Linked DNA regions of Mus musculus: region 2 is linked to region 1. Evidence: chromatin loops called from intact Hi-C (ENCODE). Cell type or tissue: gastrocnemius. All regions are shown on one strand. Each heading gives the region's core, and the rest is flanking DNA. Links, peaks and the distances in the headings are about the cores only. Region 1 holds the start of Tceal6 (transcription elongation factor A (SII)-like 6). Region 2 holds the start of Tceal3 (transcription elongation factor A (SII)-like 3).

Evidence for each region. A loop is a pair of places that touch in the nucleus more often than their neighbours do. Peaks named below come from ENCODE experiments on the same cell type or tissue, not always from the same donor. Only the 100,000 strongest peaks of a DNase experiment are listed, where the experiment ranks them.
Region 2: a loop joins it to region 1, with 33 times the contacts of the local background. A loop is called at or near these places in 4 of 42 quality-filtered maps.

Annotation. Positions count from the first base shown.
Region 1 is chrX:135,206,043-135,214,379 of GRCm38, reverse strand. It overlaps Tceal6 (transcription elongation factor A (SII)-like 6), which reads left to right and starts at 3,693. Exons shown (of 3, transcript NM_025355.4): 1 at 3,693-3,855; 2 at 4,423-4,489; 3 at 4,810-5,694. The coding sequence starts at 4,836. The coding sequence ends at 5,438. In gastrocnemius, for the core only: no CTCF peak of the experiment used is centred there; DNase peaks (open chromatin) are centred at 3,731, 4,078 and 4,650; H3K4me3 peaks cover 568 bases.
Region 2 is chrX:136,662,318-136,670,654 of GRCm38, reverse strand. Tceal3 (transcription elongation factor A (SII)-like 3) reads right to left here and starts at 4,280. Exons shown (of 3, transcript NM_001029978.3): 1 at 4,100-4,280; 2 at 3,465-3,531; 3 at 2,277-3,144. The coding sequence starts at 3,118. The coding sequence ends at 2,516. In gastrocnemius, for the core only: no CTCF peak of the experiment used is centred there; DNase peaks (open chromatin) are centred at 2,579, 3,765 and 4,210; H3K4me3 peaks cover 1,053 bases.

The DNA of each region.
Region 1 (8,337 bases), core at 48-8,047:
GCTGGCACAACTGGCGATTATCATGTAGAAGAATGTGAATTGATCCATTCCTCTCTCCTTGTACTAAGGTCAAATCTAAGTGCATCAAGGAACTCCACATAAAACCAGAGACAGTCAAACTTATAGAGGAGAAAGTGGGGAAAAGCCTCGAAGACATGGGCACAGGGAAAAAATTCCTGAACAGAATAGCAATGGCTTGTGCTGTAAGATCAAGAATCAACAAATGGGACCTCATAAAATTGCAAAGCTTCTGTAAGGCAGAAGACACCGTCAATAAGATAAAAAGTCCACCAACAGATTGGGAAAGGATCTTTACCTATCCTAAATCAGATAGGGGACTAATATCCAATATATATATAGAACTTAAAAAGGTGGACTACAAAAAATCAAATAACCCCATTAAAAAATGGGGTGCAGAGCTTAACAAAGAAATCTCACCTGAGGAACACAGAATGGCTGAGAGGCACCTGAAAAAATGTCCAGCATCCTTAATCATCAGGGAAATGCAAATCAAAACAATCCTGAGATTCCACCTCATACCAGTCAGAATGGCTAAGATCAAAAATTCAGGTGACAGCAGATGCTGGCAAGGATGTGGAAAAAAAGGAACACTCCTCCATTGTTGGTGGGATTGCAAGCTTGTACAACCACTCTGGAAATCAGTCTGACGGTTACTCAGAAAATTGGACATAGTACTACTGGAGGATCCTGCAATACCTCTCCTAGGCATATATCCAGATGTTCCAACCGGTAAGAATGACACATGCTCCACTATGTTCATAGCAGCCTTATTTATAATAGCCAGAAGCTGGAAAGAACCCAGATGTCCCTCAACAGAGGAATGGATACAGAAAATATGGTACATTTACACAATGGAGTACTACTCAGCTATTAAAAAGAATGAATTTATGAAATTCCTAGGCAAATGGATTGAGCTGGAGGGCATCATCCTGAGTGAGGTATCCCAATCACATAAGAACTCACATGATATGTACTCACTGATAAGTGGATATTAGCCCAGATACTTAGAATACCCAAGATACAAGATACAATTTGTGAAACTCATGAAACTCAAGAAGAATGAAGACCAAAGTGTGGACACTTTGCTCCTTCTTAGAATTGGGAACAAAACACCCATGGAAGGAGTTATAGAGACAAAGTTTGGAGCTGAAACGAAAGGACGGATCATCTAGAGACTGCCATATTTGAGGATCCATCCCATAAGCAGCCTCCAAAAGCTCATACCTTTCCATACACTAGCAATATTTTGCTGAAAGGACCCTGATATAACTGTCTCTTGTGAGACTATGCCTGCCGGGGCCTAGCAAACACAGAAGTGGATGCTCACAGTCAGCTATTGGATGGATCACAGGGCCCCCAATGGAGGAGCTAGAGAAAATACCCAAGGAGCTAAAGGGATCTGCAACCCTATAGGTGGAACAACAATATGAACTAACCAGTAACCTCCCCCCCCCCCCCCCGAGCTCATGTCTCTAGCTGCATATGTATCAGAAAATGCCCTAGTCGGCCATCAGTGGAAAGAGAGACCCATTGGTCATGCAAACTTTATAGTCCTCAGTATAGGGGGATGCCAGGCCCAAGAATTGGGAGTGGGTGGCTAGGGGAGTGGGGTGGGATGGTATGGGGGACCTTTGGTATAGCACTGCAAATGTAAATGAAGAAAATACCTAATTAAAAAATTAATAAAATGAATCATTAGTGGGTATTAGGGAGGAGTTGGGAGGGAGAGAGGGATATATAAGTCATGTAAATACAGTATGTTAACGTATGAAATTTTCAAAAAAGTATGGTGAGTGGGGCAACTCAGGTCCAAACCAAAAAAACCCTGCAGGCTATCTGTGCTGTTTTTCACATGTAGACCCTAGTCTCAATCTTTGTTCAACATGAGTACCTGTGAAAAATAGAAAGGAATCAGTGTGGGAGGGGTGCTGCCTTAAAGAGGGAGGATATTCAACTATAGATAAAATGTAAGTGAAGAGGAGGCTGCTTGGAGGTGTAAATGTTCAAATAAAAGGGGGAGTCGATGGTGGTGAAGATGAGGAAATGGATGAGGGCTGAATAAAATGGAGGGGTATGAAAAATAGGAAAAGATGAGATTGGGTATGTACATTGTAGTTAGGCAGGCTGCTGGGGGGGGGGGGTTACCAAGAGATTTATTCAGCTGTGAACCCTGCCATCAATAATAAACTCTAGCCCACCAACATGTGTCCAGTGGAGCAATGGTGGAATGAAGGTTGTAGGGGTTAACCAACAACCTTCTAATTAGATTTAAGGCCAACTCCACACGAAGAAATTTATACCTTGTACCCTACAATCTGGGCAAGACCCTAGGCCACGAGAGAAAACCTACTGCTAATGCCAATATTTTGCTAAATGAGCCTAGTATCAAACTACCTTCTAAATACTCATTTTAGTGGGATTGCTTCCAGCTTCTCACCATTTACTTTGATGTTGGCTACTGGTTTGCTGTAGATTGCTTTTATCATGTTTAGGTATGGGCCTCAAATTCCTTTATAAACATAGATTAGAGCAGGTCTTATGCCTCATCAGAGAAACTCCTTTGTGCCATGGGCAGAAGCTAATACAGAGACTTTCAAAGTACAGAGAGTAACTGAGTTGCTCATCAGGAAGTGAATTATCTGTATCATACCCCTTGCCCCCCAAGGTTCAGGAGCAATCACAGAAGTCAGAGAAGAAAGATTATAAAAACAAGAGGACAATGACAACTGGTGCTAATCCCAAGGCTCAGGAAGCAGTAGCAGGTGAGTTTCTAAGTTCAAGACCAATCTGGTTCATATTTTGAGTTCTAGGTCAACCAGGACTACATAGTGAGACCTTTAAAAAGAGAAAGAATGAGAAATGCGAGAAAGGAAAGAACATGCAGAATTCAATCATAGAACTCAGAAGTTTATGGTTATGAAGACACATGTGAGATATACATTTTAAAATATTTTAATGCTTTTTTATTAATTGCATGTCATTCTTACTTAATGGAAACGGACTAAATATTGGAGGGTTCGTTTTTGGTGTGGAGCTGGATCAGACGAGATAGAATTGAGCTAATGAAAACAGTATATGGACTGAACAAAGTTCTAAAGAGCCAATGAAGCAGTAGTATCTAGTATCCAGTCGCTGAGGCAGGCTTGAGGTGGAAGAGGGACTACAGTGGAAATGCACTCTGTCAAACAATTGATATTTAAAGGTAAGTGAATAAGAAAGATATCATCCAGGGAGTGGGAACACCACACTGCTAACTAAGGAGTTAGAAGGCTAAGGACAGAAGCCTGAGAACAGCAGCCCTCTCAGTGGACGCTCCCTTCATGGAGGGTACCACCCTTAGGCTCTGTACTTAGGTAGATCTCTTGCATTCAGGATTCAGGAGCTGATCATTCTTGGAAATGCCTCTTCCCCCCGCACCCCCCCCCCCCCGCCCAATTAGGCTGTCATAACTGGTGAGGATGCGCATCTCACTGGGGTTCTTAGAGAAGACAGTGGGTTAACCTCTTGGAGTCAGGAAGCCTTCCCCTCCTTCTTTCTTTGGCCACTCCTCCCCTTTCTCCACACCCCCCCTAACTGTGCATTGCTACCCAGATCCTCCAGGGATGGGAGGTGGGGAGACAATTGGGGAGATGGATTTAGCTAGGGTGACGCTTTGCTCACGTGACTGGCTTGGTGCCCACGTGGGCACCAGCCCCCGCGCCAGCTAGTCCTGCTGCTGCTGCTGCTGCGGATACCTGTGCCCAACACCCGCATTTGCGCAGCACCGTTTCCTTGAGCTGTCCTGGTTACTGTGAGCCCAGAGAAGGTGCACAGGCCTGTCCTGGGTCTCCTCAGGTCAGTACTTAAATGCTGGCTCTGCCAGAAGGGAAGAGCAGGGGGGTGGGGAGGTGGCAGCTGGAACCAGCATCAGTGGGAGGGGAGGGGGAAGGGATCCGGGAGATTGGTAAGGAGGGGGCATAGCAGACCGGGCAAGAAGAGGGAGGAAGGAGAAACCCCACAGGGGGTTCTCCTTCCTTCATCCCACTCCTAATCCGTTTTAGAGCAGGCGGGGGTGAGGGGGAACCCCCCGCAGTGCGACGGTGAGACGTAGACAGATGCGTTCTGAAGTAAACGCACACTCCAGGCTCTGAAGACAAACTGACCCGGACCAAACGGGAGTGGGGGTGGGGCAAGGCTGCCTCCAGATTCCAAGTGGGGAGCGCAGAGTAAAACAGAGTTTGGAGAGCATCCCAATTTGGTGCCCAAGGCCTGAAAAGAAATGGCGGCTGGGGTATGCGGGGGTGGCGGGGTAACGGGGTAACGGAGGAAAAGATTGAGTGATGAATATGGGCTGCCAGACAGGTACACAATCTCTGTGCATCCACTGACCACACAGACACTGCCCCTGTGTCCTGTCTGTAGGTCTCTGCTGTTCCCAGTGCATTGTGACATCTGCAAAAGAGGGTCGACCTGCCCAGGATCCCTGCAGGTCAGTGAATAAGGACAAAATGGGGCAGCATTTGGGATCCCACTGCCTGCCCCCTCCCAAGCTCTCCCACGTAACACACGCAGAGCTTGCCACCCTGAAGGAGCACCAAGAAAGTGATAAGACCTGGGATGGCATGTCGGTCTCTGGGTGGAGGAGGGGTGCAAGCCTACAACATACTTGGAGGACTGGGACATCCACCAGGGAGGGACCCCTCGAAAGCACCAAATGCAAAGGCAGATGTTAATGAGCCTGTATTCTGTCAGGTGTCTCAGTCTCTCACATCTCTTCTTTGCCTCCTGTTTCCCCACTTCTACCCCCAGGACAGGAAAAGGAGGGAAATCTTGACATGGAAGAAGTCCGCGGTGAAAACGAAGGCAAGCTGGAAAAGGAGGGAAAGCCAGAAGATGAAGTAGAGCCTGAAGATGAAGAAAAGTCAGATGAGGAAGAGAAGCCAGACAAGAAAGCAAAGCCAGCACCACGCCAGGGCAAGCCAGAGGAGGAGGCAAAGCCAGATGAGCAGGGGCAAGATGAGGGGAAGCCCGAGAAGCAGGGAAAGTCTGACGGGGAGGGCAAGCGCCAAGGGGAGAGCAAGCCCGATTCCCAGGCAAAGTCAGCCAGCGAGGCGCGGGCTGCAGAAAAGCGCCCTGCTGAAGATTATGTGCCCCGGAAAGCAAAACGAAAAACAGATAGGGGGACAGATGATTCTCCCAAGAACTCCCAGGAGGACTTACAGGACAGGCATGTAAGCAGCGAGGAGATGATGAGAGAGTGCACAGATATGACTAGGGCTCGGGAAGAGTTAAGGAAGAGGCAGAAAATGGGTGGTTTTCACTGGGTGCCAAGAGATGCACAGGATGCTTTAGTCCCCAGGGGCCAGCGGGGAGTCAGGGGGGTGAGGGGCGGCGGAGGCAGGAGCCAGAGGGGCCTACATGACATCCCATACCTTTAATGCCTTTGGCCATCAATTCTGACCTCTCTGAGGAGAAAGAACACTGCTGGCCCTGCTTTTCCTGGTAGATACTTGCCAGGCCTGTGCTTTAACCTTCAGCCAAGACTCTGCTTCAGGTGTCACTGTCCTTACCAGCAGCCTTCTGACCCAACTCCAGTGCTCTCTGTCTTTTAGTACAGGATTTTCACCCATGTGCATGAAAAATATGTTCATGGTACATTGTAAAAATGAATAAACAAAAATTTGCAGAACCTCAGATAAAGTGTCAGTTTGCTTTTGTAAGAATGTAAATATGCTTGCATACTGCATCTGTGCACAAAGAGAAATATGAAACTGTGTACACTGATCAGCTAGCAATGACTATCCCTTCAACATGGACCTAAAAAGGTCTTACATGCACTCAAATACTTGCATCACTGCATGACACTTGGGGACACCCACACCGTTCCTGTACTGTGTGTGCCCATCCTGGGTCTTTTCACACAGCACTGCTCTCTTTACTCCTGTGCCCCCCATTCTAGGGCTTCTGAATATGTGTCCCTCTTTTGGTTTCCTGTGACCTTCCTTACTTCCTTCTTTTCCTGACTTGGTCTGTTTTCCTAAAGAATATGGCCTATATATGCTATATGCCAAATACGTTGAAACCTAAACTGTGACAAGACCATAAAGCAATTGAAATTTGAATTGTTTGAATGAGCTTACAACGGCGGTGACATTTAAAATGCCTGTTGTTAGGACATAAAATTGATAAAGTTCACATTGCCTCTGGTCCTCATAGCTAAAAGAATCAACTTGCCACTTTAAAAGATCCCTTGTTAGCCGGGCATGGTGACGCATGCCTTTAATCCCAGCACTTGGGAGGCAGAGGCAGGCAGATTTCTGAGTTCAAGGACAGCCTGGTCTACAAAGTGAGTTCCAGGACAGCCAGGGCTATACAAAGAAACCCTGTCTTGGAAAAAAAAAATCCCTTGCTGTAAAAATCAGTCTTGTCATCTTGAAATGGGCACATTTTTCTCATAATACTTCCTGTGCATTAGCAGGAACATTGATGGAATCTGACACTGGGAAAAAGGCCAGCTATGTCTCATATGTGCTCAAGCACAAAGGTAAGTACTAACTATCTTGTGATGTCTGTTGGGCTTTGTAACCTTTCTCCTGGGCCCAGTACTATGTGGTTATAGAGGCATTAGTGACTATTCACTTCCCTTGAGTCACTGGTGAGCCAGTACCCACCTATCCTTTATATGGATACATAAGGGAATAAAGCCTTATTCTCCCTTTGGGGTGCTCTCATTAGTTACTTATGGATAGTCCTTGGTTTTCTTGGACTTTCATATATGCCTTTTTAATTCTTTCATATAAGAAAATGGCCATCTGTGTATGTTTCATTGATTTATTTTATTTACTTAGCAATTATCATCACTAAAATTACATATATAAGGCTACACCATGATAAATATCTACAACAGTTGTTATGTTGTCTTTGTGTTTTAACATATTACATGTAGATTTTCTTTCCTAGTTTGAGAACCTTACCTTATCAGCTCAGCAGATCTATGAACATATTTGTGTTTTAAATCCTTAGTAGTGAGCACAGAGTCCATGAACCAGATGCATCAACATCACCTGAAAGCTAACAGAACAAGAATCTCAAAATCTGAAAATCTCAGGCTCTATCTCAGTTCTACTGAGTTAGAACATTTTTTGCCATGAATGTTCATTAATTTAATTCTCTCATTAATACAAATTATTTTAACAAGATACCAATGGGAGTTCCTTGACACTATGAAGTTTGAGAAAAATCTGCTTAGGGGAGGTTCATGAGTTTCTCCATTGCTACTTTTACAAGGAACATAAATCTGAAAGTATAAATATATATACTAGGTAAAATATACACCAAGGATAATTATCCTTCCCTAATGCAAATTAGATCTTAAAATCAATGGTTTGAGACCTACAAAGCTTTTAAATTATATAGACTAAAATAATGAAATAGGAAATACCTGATTTCATTGCAAGTAAGGTGAGTACCATTTTATGAGATTTATGTTTGAATTATTAATGTATATGTATATATGCACTAAGAATTATGATGAATTTTAAACTTTAGGTTGTGAATAGAAACTATGGAGAAACTGCATCAAACCCCTTGTATCCTAAAGTGAACCATATTCATTTCATACTCATAATTTTAGGATCAAACACAAATACCTGACATGTATTAGATACTTTGCATAATGTGAATAATGTCTATGTCAAAAACCACCAATTATTATCCAAGTTTAGCCTCTGATTTTGTAACTAAACTTGAACAAATAAATAAATTGTCCTCTGTGCTCTGCTCATGGCCTCAAAACTACTGGGGAGTCATGAGCTTTGCAGGCTCAACAGGGAATACTATAGTGTTCGGTCAAAGATGTCATTATTAGAGAACATCCATTTATTCACACAAAGGAGAGTTCCTAGGCTTAGTGAGTAGAACTTTTCAACCCCAAGAAGACAAGTGAAACAAACAACTTAAAAAAAAAGTGCTATCCAGTGACCCAGGGGCAGTTTCTATATATGCTGCAGGAACACAGATTCAAAAAGGAACAAAAGCATTACTGGCAGTCTGGGGGATGGAGGTGCTGTGATGGAAAGTAGAATTCAAGCACATATGTAGAGGTGATCTTGCTCCATTTAGCTTAAGGGAATTCACTTGGAGTTTAGTGACTACAATGCAATATTGGTTCTGTGTCTGGACCCCATTCCGGCACCCAGAGCAAGAAAAGATCTGCGTTTAGTTCAGACCTCGTGACTCTGGAGATTCAGTTATATTGGATATATACTAACTAGGCTTTATCAAGACTTACAAGTATAGTTAGGCTATACAGTATTGGGGTTTAGAACATACAAGGTA
Region 2 (8,337 bases), core at 58-8,057, 1.5 Mb before region 1:
AAACCTTTAAAATATAACGCATAAAAGAAGCTAGTTACAAAAACCCCACATGCTTCATGATTCCATTGATAATATTCAAGTCCATAGAGACAAAGGGTAGACTAGTGGTTGCCATTAACTGGGGGTGAGGGCTATAAGGGGTGGAGAATAGGGCTGCATAGTGTGTGTGAATGTATAGTTTCTTTTGGGGGGTGCTGATGATATTCTAAAATAAGATGTTGGGGGAAAATTTGGTGAATGTGCTACATGCTTGTGAATTGTATACTTCTTTTGTAGTGTGTGGGTTCTGTAGAGCTACATCTTCGTTCTTAACTGAATACTTTTAGTAGGTAGGCTTTAAGGAAAATGGTAATACTTGCATTTTTAGATGTGTAACTTATTATTTCCATTTAAGATTAAAATATTGCTTCTCTATGGTGGGAGAGTTGCACTGTGTCAATGCAAAACAACAACTCTCATCTTAAAGGGAATATGTTCTAGTTTATTCTGGAGCCATTATGAAGGATCTTGACTTGGGAATTTAGATTTCAGTTACCAGAAATTCCACGTTCCCGTGTGAAAGCAGTGTTGTGAAGTTTTGTAGACTATCAGAACAAAGAAAGTCACAAATCAAGGCACATTTAAAATAAACTGCATCAGGGAGGCGGTTATAGCATGATTGGGAGGCATTTCTAGCTGCCCAAGATGCTGTCTGATGACAGTCTTAATTTCTGGGTTGTTAGAAGTTAATATATTTCAAAATACTTTTTTATTTATCAGTCACAGGATGTTATTTCTGACAAGGAATGGCTGCTGAGGCCTAGAGGTGGCTAAAGCTACCCCAAGATAAGGTAATTAGTCTCTGGACCTGCAACATTCCAACTTCTCTACATCACTGCAGATCTAGTCAGAAGACACAGCTTCTTTAAGGAGGTCTCATCTTAACTGGGACCAGTCTTACCTTTGGAAATGGTACTATATTAAGGGGTCATCATTATCCTCAGTGTCTGGCATAATTTAAACTCAGCTATGACAATAGTCTTCTGGCCAGGTTTGCAAAGGAAATCAATATTGTTGATGAGAGAGCCCGGTAGTGGCATGTCTTCTCTGAGCTGTTGCCTTAGTACAGAGGGGCTGAGCCTGGTGCCACTCACTCTGTCTCTCCAGAGTAGCTTTAACTGACAAATAATGCTTTCTCCTTAAGTTTGGGAAAAGTTGCTTAGCAGAAGGCTTTCTCCTGAAATCTAAACTCTAAAACTTTTCTAAGCTTGGAGACACAAGTCCTTACTTGAAAAAGTAATATAATCTTTTAAAAATTACAGTACAAGGCTGGCTCATCTATTTGTGAGCTGAGCACAAAAACCCTTTAATATTTATCATAATTTTTGGTAGCATTTAACCAAAAAGATACAAGGCATTATATGCTATTCTACAAAGGGAAAGATGTTACTAAAGGTTAAGTATCCTTTTTCAGAAATGTTTGGGCCCAGAAAGGCTTTTGGCTGCAGAGGGTTTTGTTTGTTTGCCTTGTGTTTGGAACACTTGCCTAGGCTTTACCTCTTGAACATCACACTCTGAAATCCACGATGCCTAAAAAGATACAGCAGAAGGTTTTATGCATAATCCTCTAGAGGCCAAACAGGAGCCAGACAGAGCCTTCATCTCAGCTGCCTGCAGTTGTTCCCGGGAAACAGGTGGCAACTATTCTCAGCCATCTCCTCAGTTGACAAGGTTCAGGGTCTGGCCCCTCCACATGCCCATACTTAGCATGACATATAATCTATTGTGCAGTCCTGGGAGCCAAATATTATCCCCATTTTATATATGACAAGATTGACCTTTTACAGCACAAGATGCATTATAAATGCCAAGTTTATACCTTTAGCACTGGGTTCCAGAAGTAATGTGAATTTTGCTGATTTTACATTCAAACAAAAAGGAGTTTTAAATGTCTTCCTTGCCATCCTAAACTTCTTTAATAGTTCACCAGGTTGTCATATGATTTTCTGTTTTTAAAATTATTATTATGACAATCATAATCTAAATACATTAATATATAAAGGAGCAAGAAGGCATTAGAGGACCCAGGAGAAGAGGCCACAGTTTGAACTGATCTGGTTATAACCAGTAGGGAAATGGCAGGAAATCTCCAACCACCTGATGATTGCATCTGTACATTGTCCTTGTAGTGCTAAGCATTGTTAGAGCTTTGATGTATGCTTCCATAGTTTTCTTTGTGCTGAGATGCATTCTGCACACATATTTACATTTTATAGAAACAGGCCAATACCATAGAGATGTAGTTCTGCAAACTTTTTATTGTTATTTTACAATGTACATGCACATGGGTGAAAATCCTGTACTAAAAGACAGAGAGCACTGGAGTTGGGTCAGAAGGCTGCTGGTAAGGACAGTGACACCTGAAGCAGAGTCTTGGCTGAAGGTTAAAGCACAGGCCTGGCAAGTATCTACCAGGGAAAGCGGGGCCAGCAGTGTTCTTTCTCCTCAGAGAGGTCAGAATTGAAGGCCAAAGGCATTAAAGGTATGGGATGTCATGTAGGCCCCTCTGGCTCCTGCCTCCGCCGCCCCTCACCCCCCTGACTCCCCGAGGGCCCCTGGGGACTAAAGCATCCTGTGCATCTCTTGGCACCCAGTGAAAACCACCCATTTTCTGCCTCTTCCTCAGCTCTTCCTGAGCCCTAGTCATATCTGCGCACTCTCTCATCATCTCCTCACTGCTTACATGCCTGTCCTGTAAGTCCTCCTGGGAGTTCTTGGGAGAATCATCTGTCCCCCTATCTGTTTTTCGTTTTGCTTTCCGGGGCACATAATCTTCAGCAGGGCGCTTTTCTGCAGCCCGCGCCTCGCTGGCTGACTTTGCCTGGGAATCGGGCTTGCTCTCCCCTTGGCGCTTGCCCTCCCCGTCAGACTTTCCCTGCTTCTCGGGCTTCCCCTCATCTTGCCCTTGCTCATCTGGCTTTGCCTCCTCCTCTGGCTTGCCCTGGCGTGGTGCTGGCTTTGCTTTCTTGTCTGGCTTCTCGTCCTCGTCTGACTTTTCTTCATCTTCAGGCTCTACTTCATCTTCTGGCTTTCCCTCCTTTTCCAGCTTGCCTTCGTTTTCACCGCGAACTTCTTCCATGTCAAGATTTCCCTCCTTTTCCTGTCCTGGGGGTAGAAGTGGGGAAACAGGAGGCAAAGAAGAGATGTGAGAGACTGAGACACCTGACAGAATACAGGCTCATTAACATCTGCCTTTGCATTTGGTGCTTTCGAGGGGTCCCTCCCTGGTGGTTGTCCCAGTCCTCCAAGTATGTTGTAGGCTCGCACCCCTCCTCCACCCGGAGACTGACATGCCATGCCAGGTATTACCACCTTCTTGGTGCTCCTTCAGGGTGGCAAGCTCTGCGTGTGTTACGTGGGAGAGCTTGGGAGGGGGCAGGCAGTGGGATCCCAAATGCTGCCCCATTTTGTCCTTATTCACTGACCTGCAGGGATCCTGGGCAGGTCGACCCTCTTTTGCAGATGTCACAATGCGCTGGGAACAGCAGAGACCTACAGACAGGACACAGGGGCAGTGTCTGTGTGGTCAGTGGATGCACAGAGACTGTGTACCTGTCTGGCAGACCACATTCATCACTCAGTCTTTTCCTCCGTTACCCCGTTACCCTGCCACCCCCGCATACCCCAGCCGCCATTTCTTTTCAGGCCTTGGGCACCAAATCCGGATGCTTTCCAAACTCCGTTTTACTCTGCGCTCATCACTCGGACTCTGGAGGCAGCCTGCCCCACCCCCACTCCCGTTTGGTCCGGGTCAGTTTGTCTTCAGAGCTTGGAGTGTGCGTTTACTTCAGAACGCATCTGTCTACGTCTCACCGTCGCACTGCGGGCCCCCCTCAACCCCCCCCCCCGCCTGCTCTAAAACAGGATTAGGAATGGGATAAGGAAAGAGAGCCCTCTGCGGGGGTCCTCCTTCCCCCTCTTCTTGCCCGGTCTGCTGTGCCCCCTCCTTACCAATCTCCTGGATCTCTCCCCGCTCCCCTCCCGCTGCTGCTGGTTCTAGCTGCCACCTCCCCACCACCCTGCCCTGCTCTGCGGGCAGAGCCATCATTTCAGTACTAACCTAAGGATACCCAGGACAGGCCTTTGCCTTCTCCGGCTTGCAGAAGCCCACTCACAGCTCGTCCTGCTGCTTAGGGCAGCTCAGGGAGCTGGTTCTGCGCGGGTGCCAAGACCAGACCGTAGGGCGGGCAAGCGGACGTGGGGGCTGGTGCCCACGTCTGCGCCTGGCCGGTCACGTGAACACCGCGTCACCCGAGCTCGCCCCCCCCCCCCCACTTGCCTGACCCATCTCACTCTCCACCTCCCTGGGGGACTAAGATGAGCACTGTAGGAGATGTGTGTCACAAAGTCATGAGATGCCCGAGAAGAAGACTGGGAGGCTACAGGATGTTTTACCTGGTGCATCTTTGACACACATACATCTCTCTCATATCTGCAGGCTACAGGTGGGACAGACGATCAAAAATGGAGTTTGGCTTTGTCAATGGTGTTCAGCTCTTGAGCCACAATAACCTGCTTTCAAGCTAAGTCTGGGCACAGTAGCACACACCTGTAATCCCAGCGCTCAGAAAGTTGAAATAAGAGTTCAAGGTAAGCTTTGGCTATAGTGAGTTCAAGGGCGGTACAGCTACCATCAAACTCTAAAGCATCCACCCAGCCTTGTAGCTGGTGGAGGTGCCTGCTGGGAAGCTGAGCTGCTGCTATTGAATGTTCTCTAGGGTTCTGTTCAAGGCTTCTTTTGGTTCTCAGGCTCTCAATTTCTGTGTGATCTCATTCATTTGCCTCAAAATACTGATGATTCCCAAATGTGCATTTCCAGGCTAAATTTTTTATTAGGTATTTTCTTCATTTACATTTCCAGTGCTATCCCAAAAGTCCCCCATAACCTCTCCCCCACTCCCCTACCCACCAACTCCCACTTCTTGGCCCTGGCGTTCCACTGTACTGAGGCATATAAAGTTTGAATAAACAACAGACCCAGTTTTGCTTTCCTTTCAGTCATAATAGGAGAGTGTTCTCCTATACCCCTTGAAATATATTCTAAGATTTTTTTTTATAATTTCAGTGACATAATAGTTGCTTGATGAAACTTTATGTTCCAGTCCATCTATTTCCAGCATATACTTACTGTATAAGTTCTCTATATATTAGTCAGTCATTTGCAATCTCAGTTAAGCAATCATTGATTTACTTAACAGTGGTCCCAAAGTATAACGTTTGTAATGCATGCAATTCTCTTACATTAAATAAAAGCCACAACATGCTTATTTGCAAGAAAAGCAGAGAGTTCATAACATAATAACTAAAGGGGAAAAAAATCTAAGATCATTTGGGAATGGGGATGTACCTAGTATGTGCAAGATTTTGAGTTCCATTTTCAACACCAATTTTTTTAAAAAAAGAATTCCTCTTTTATTCATGAAATTATGAGGAAATAAAGTAAAATTCATGATAGTTTTAGTGTTGCATCTTAGACAAACAAACCCAATGACCACAGATCCTGGCAAGGTGCTTAGTAAAATATAGGAGCTTAGTAAAATACAGGAAAAAAAAACCCATTGTATTATAGTGCTTGAAACTACCCAGTTTCAGACACCTGTTGTAGGTGTTGAATCTGATCCTCTATGTATAGGTGGAAGTCAATGTGTTGTGGGAAATTCACCAGAAAAGACTGCATAGACATGGATTTAAGCCATGGCTAGTTAATAAAGACTACACTGATTGTTTGGATTGCAGTGTAGCCCCAAACCTTTCTCAAGGTTAGCCTTTAAGCACACACACACACACACACACACACACACACACACACACACACACACATCCTGGGTTGATTCACCTCAGTAAACAAGAATGGTTAGTGATAAGTAGAACTACAGAAGCCAAAAATCAAGATCACTACATGTAGAGACTTTTCCCTGACAATAGACTTTGATGGATTAAGCCTTTGTTATAGCTTTGGCAGATGGTGCTGTCTATGTACTAAGTTTTGCGTTTTGAGGCCTGAATGATACTTCCATCATGAAGTCAGTTGTGCTAAGGTCTCAGGGCCTACTAAAGTCTGGAGCCTTGTTACAAACATAATGGACTTTCAGAGAACCAAAGGCAAAGAGAAAAAAATTAAAGTAGCCAGAACTAAAGATTATGATTTCAAAGAAAGTAGTTTGATTGTTTTGATTTGGCTTCTCAACAGTAAAAATGGAAGTATGAAGACAATGGAATATTATTCATGTCTTGAATGAAAATTAAAACTTAGAAATTGGAAGCCAGCAAAAAAAATAGACTTCAAAACAAAGGTGGCATAAAAATAAAACAAAACTGAAAGGTATACAGGCAGCAGGTATGAAATAATAGAAAACATTTTTCAGATTAAAAATATCTTAGATGGAAAAGTAGGGATGAAAGTGTGAACAAAACTTAAAAGGGTAAATATTCTACAGGCTTTAAAACAATAGTTTTGCCTTGACAGACTCCAGGATCATCTGAGAGACGCGAATCTGGTCATCCCTGTGAAGGTTTTGTTTGATTGGGTTAACTGAGATGAAAAGACCTGCCCACTGTGTGTGTATGGCTTAGTTTTTGGGCTGGGTCTTAGGCTAAGTACAGAGAGCTTGTCAGCATGCACACATTCATTCACTCTTCTCCCCATTTAAGGATAAAGTATGACCAACTCCCTTAATTTTCTGGAGCTGTGACACTATGACTTCCCTGCTGTGATAGACTGCAGCCTGAAATTATGAGCCAAAAGAAGACCCTTCTCCCTTAAGTTGCTTTTGTCGGTTTATTTCATCAAAGCAACAGGAAAAGAAACTAAGACAATTCTATAAAGTAGTGACACTATTGTCTTTTTGAGGGGGCTACTAAAAGCATGGAAAACACTTGCAATATCTCAGGAATATGTTAAAGTATAAATTGATACCAGATTTCAGTAGGTTAAGATTATATATGCTAATTGCTGGATGAAGATTTCATGTTAGTAGATGGTGAAAACAAACATACTAACGATAGGAAGACTAGCAGAGATTATATAACCCAGAAAGGAACTTGATACAATGGTTAATTTAATCTTATTAAGATTAGTGATCACATTATAGCAAAGTATCTATATGAAGTCATTAAATGACAATGATTTTAGAGTGAAAACACTCCACCTATATGCAGCTTATAAAATACAAGCTTTAGGTGTTGAGTGATAGACTGTGTGCTTAGCTAGATGAGGCCTACATTCAAGCTACAGTGTGAATATTTTCTCTCTTATAAAACCAAAATGAAAGTAAAGATAAGTGAAGATCAGGGGCTAGAGAGGTGGCTCAGCAGTTAGAGTGGCTGCTCTTCTAGAAGTCTCCAATTGAATTCCCAGAACCCTCATGGTAGCTTCCAATCATCTATTACTCCAGTCCCAGAAGATCCAACTCTCTGGCTTTTGTTGGTAATGAACACATGTGATGCACAGACATCCATGAAGGTAAAACACCATGCACATAAAACAAATTTAAATTAAAAATAAGAGAAAATCCAGGTATTATTGTGCACACCTTTAATATCAGCACTCTAGGCAGAAGCAGACAGATCTCTGTGAGTTGGAGGGTATGCTAATCTACTTAGTGAGTTCCAGGACAGTCAGGGCTATGGAGAGACCATGTCTCAAAAAAAAAAAAAAAGGAATATTGAAAGTAAATGGGAGGTAAAACAATAACAAATACTGACCAAAACAAAAGCTTTTATAGTCATATTAACATATTACTTTAAAGCAGAGATAAGAGGTGTTATATTTTAATTTTATGTATTTATTAATACTATCTCAAACTTTTAAAAATTGCCAGTCCTACAAGGATGCATGCATTTTTACTTTCAGTGTTAACTGAAAAAAGGTAAAAAGAACATAGAAAAGTAGAATAAAGTAAACAATCTGTCAATTTTGCTTAGGGAGATATACAAAAGAGTAGAAGCACTGTACAATCTTTTCAAATGAATGCAGAACAGTTTTGAAGAGTGGCTAAATTCTTGATCATAAAGTACAATTTGAGGTTTCAAACTGACTATAATGTAGAATATTTCCCGTTGTGCAAGCAAACACAAATTTAATAGTAAAATACCTATAGAAGCATTTCAAATTTAAGTAATAAACTTGCAATCTAATAAAAATTAGATTCTTAGTACTTTTCTGTTGCTGTGATTAAAAATCATGGCCAAAGCAACTTATATATAAAAAGCCTTTCATTGTGCTTACAGTTTCAGAGAGTTAGAGTCCACATGACAGAACAAAGGCATAGCAACAGGAACAACTGAGAGCTCACACCT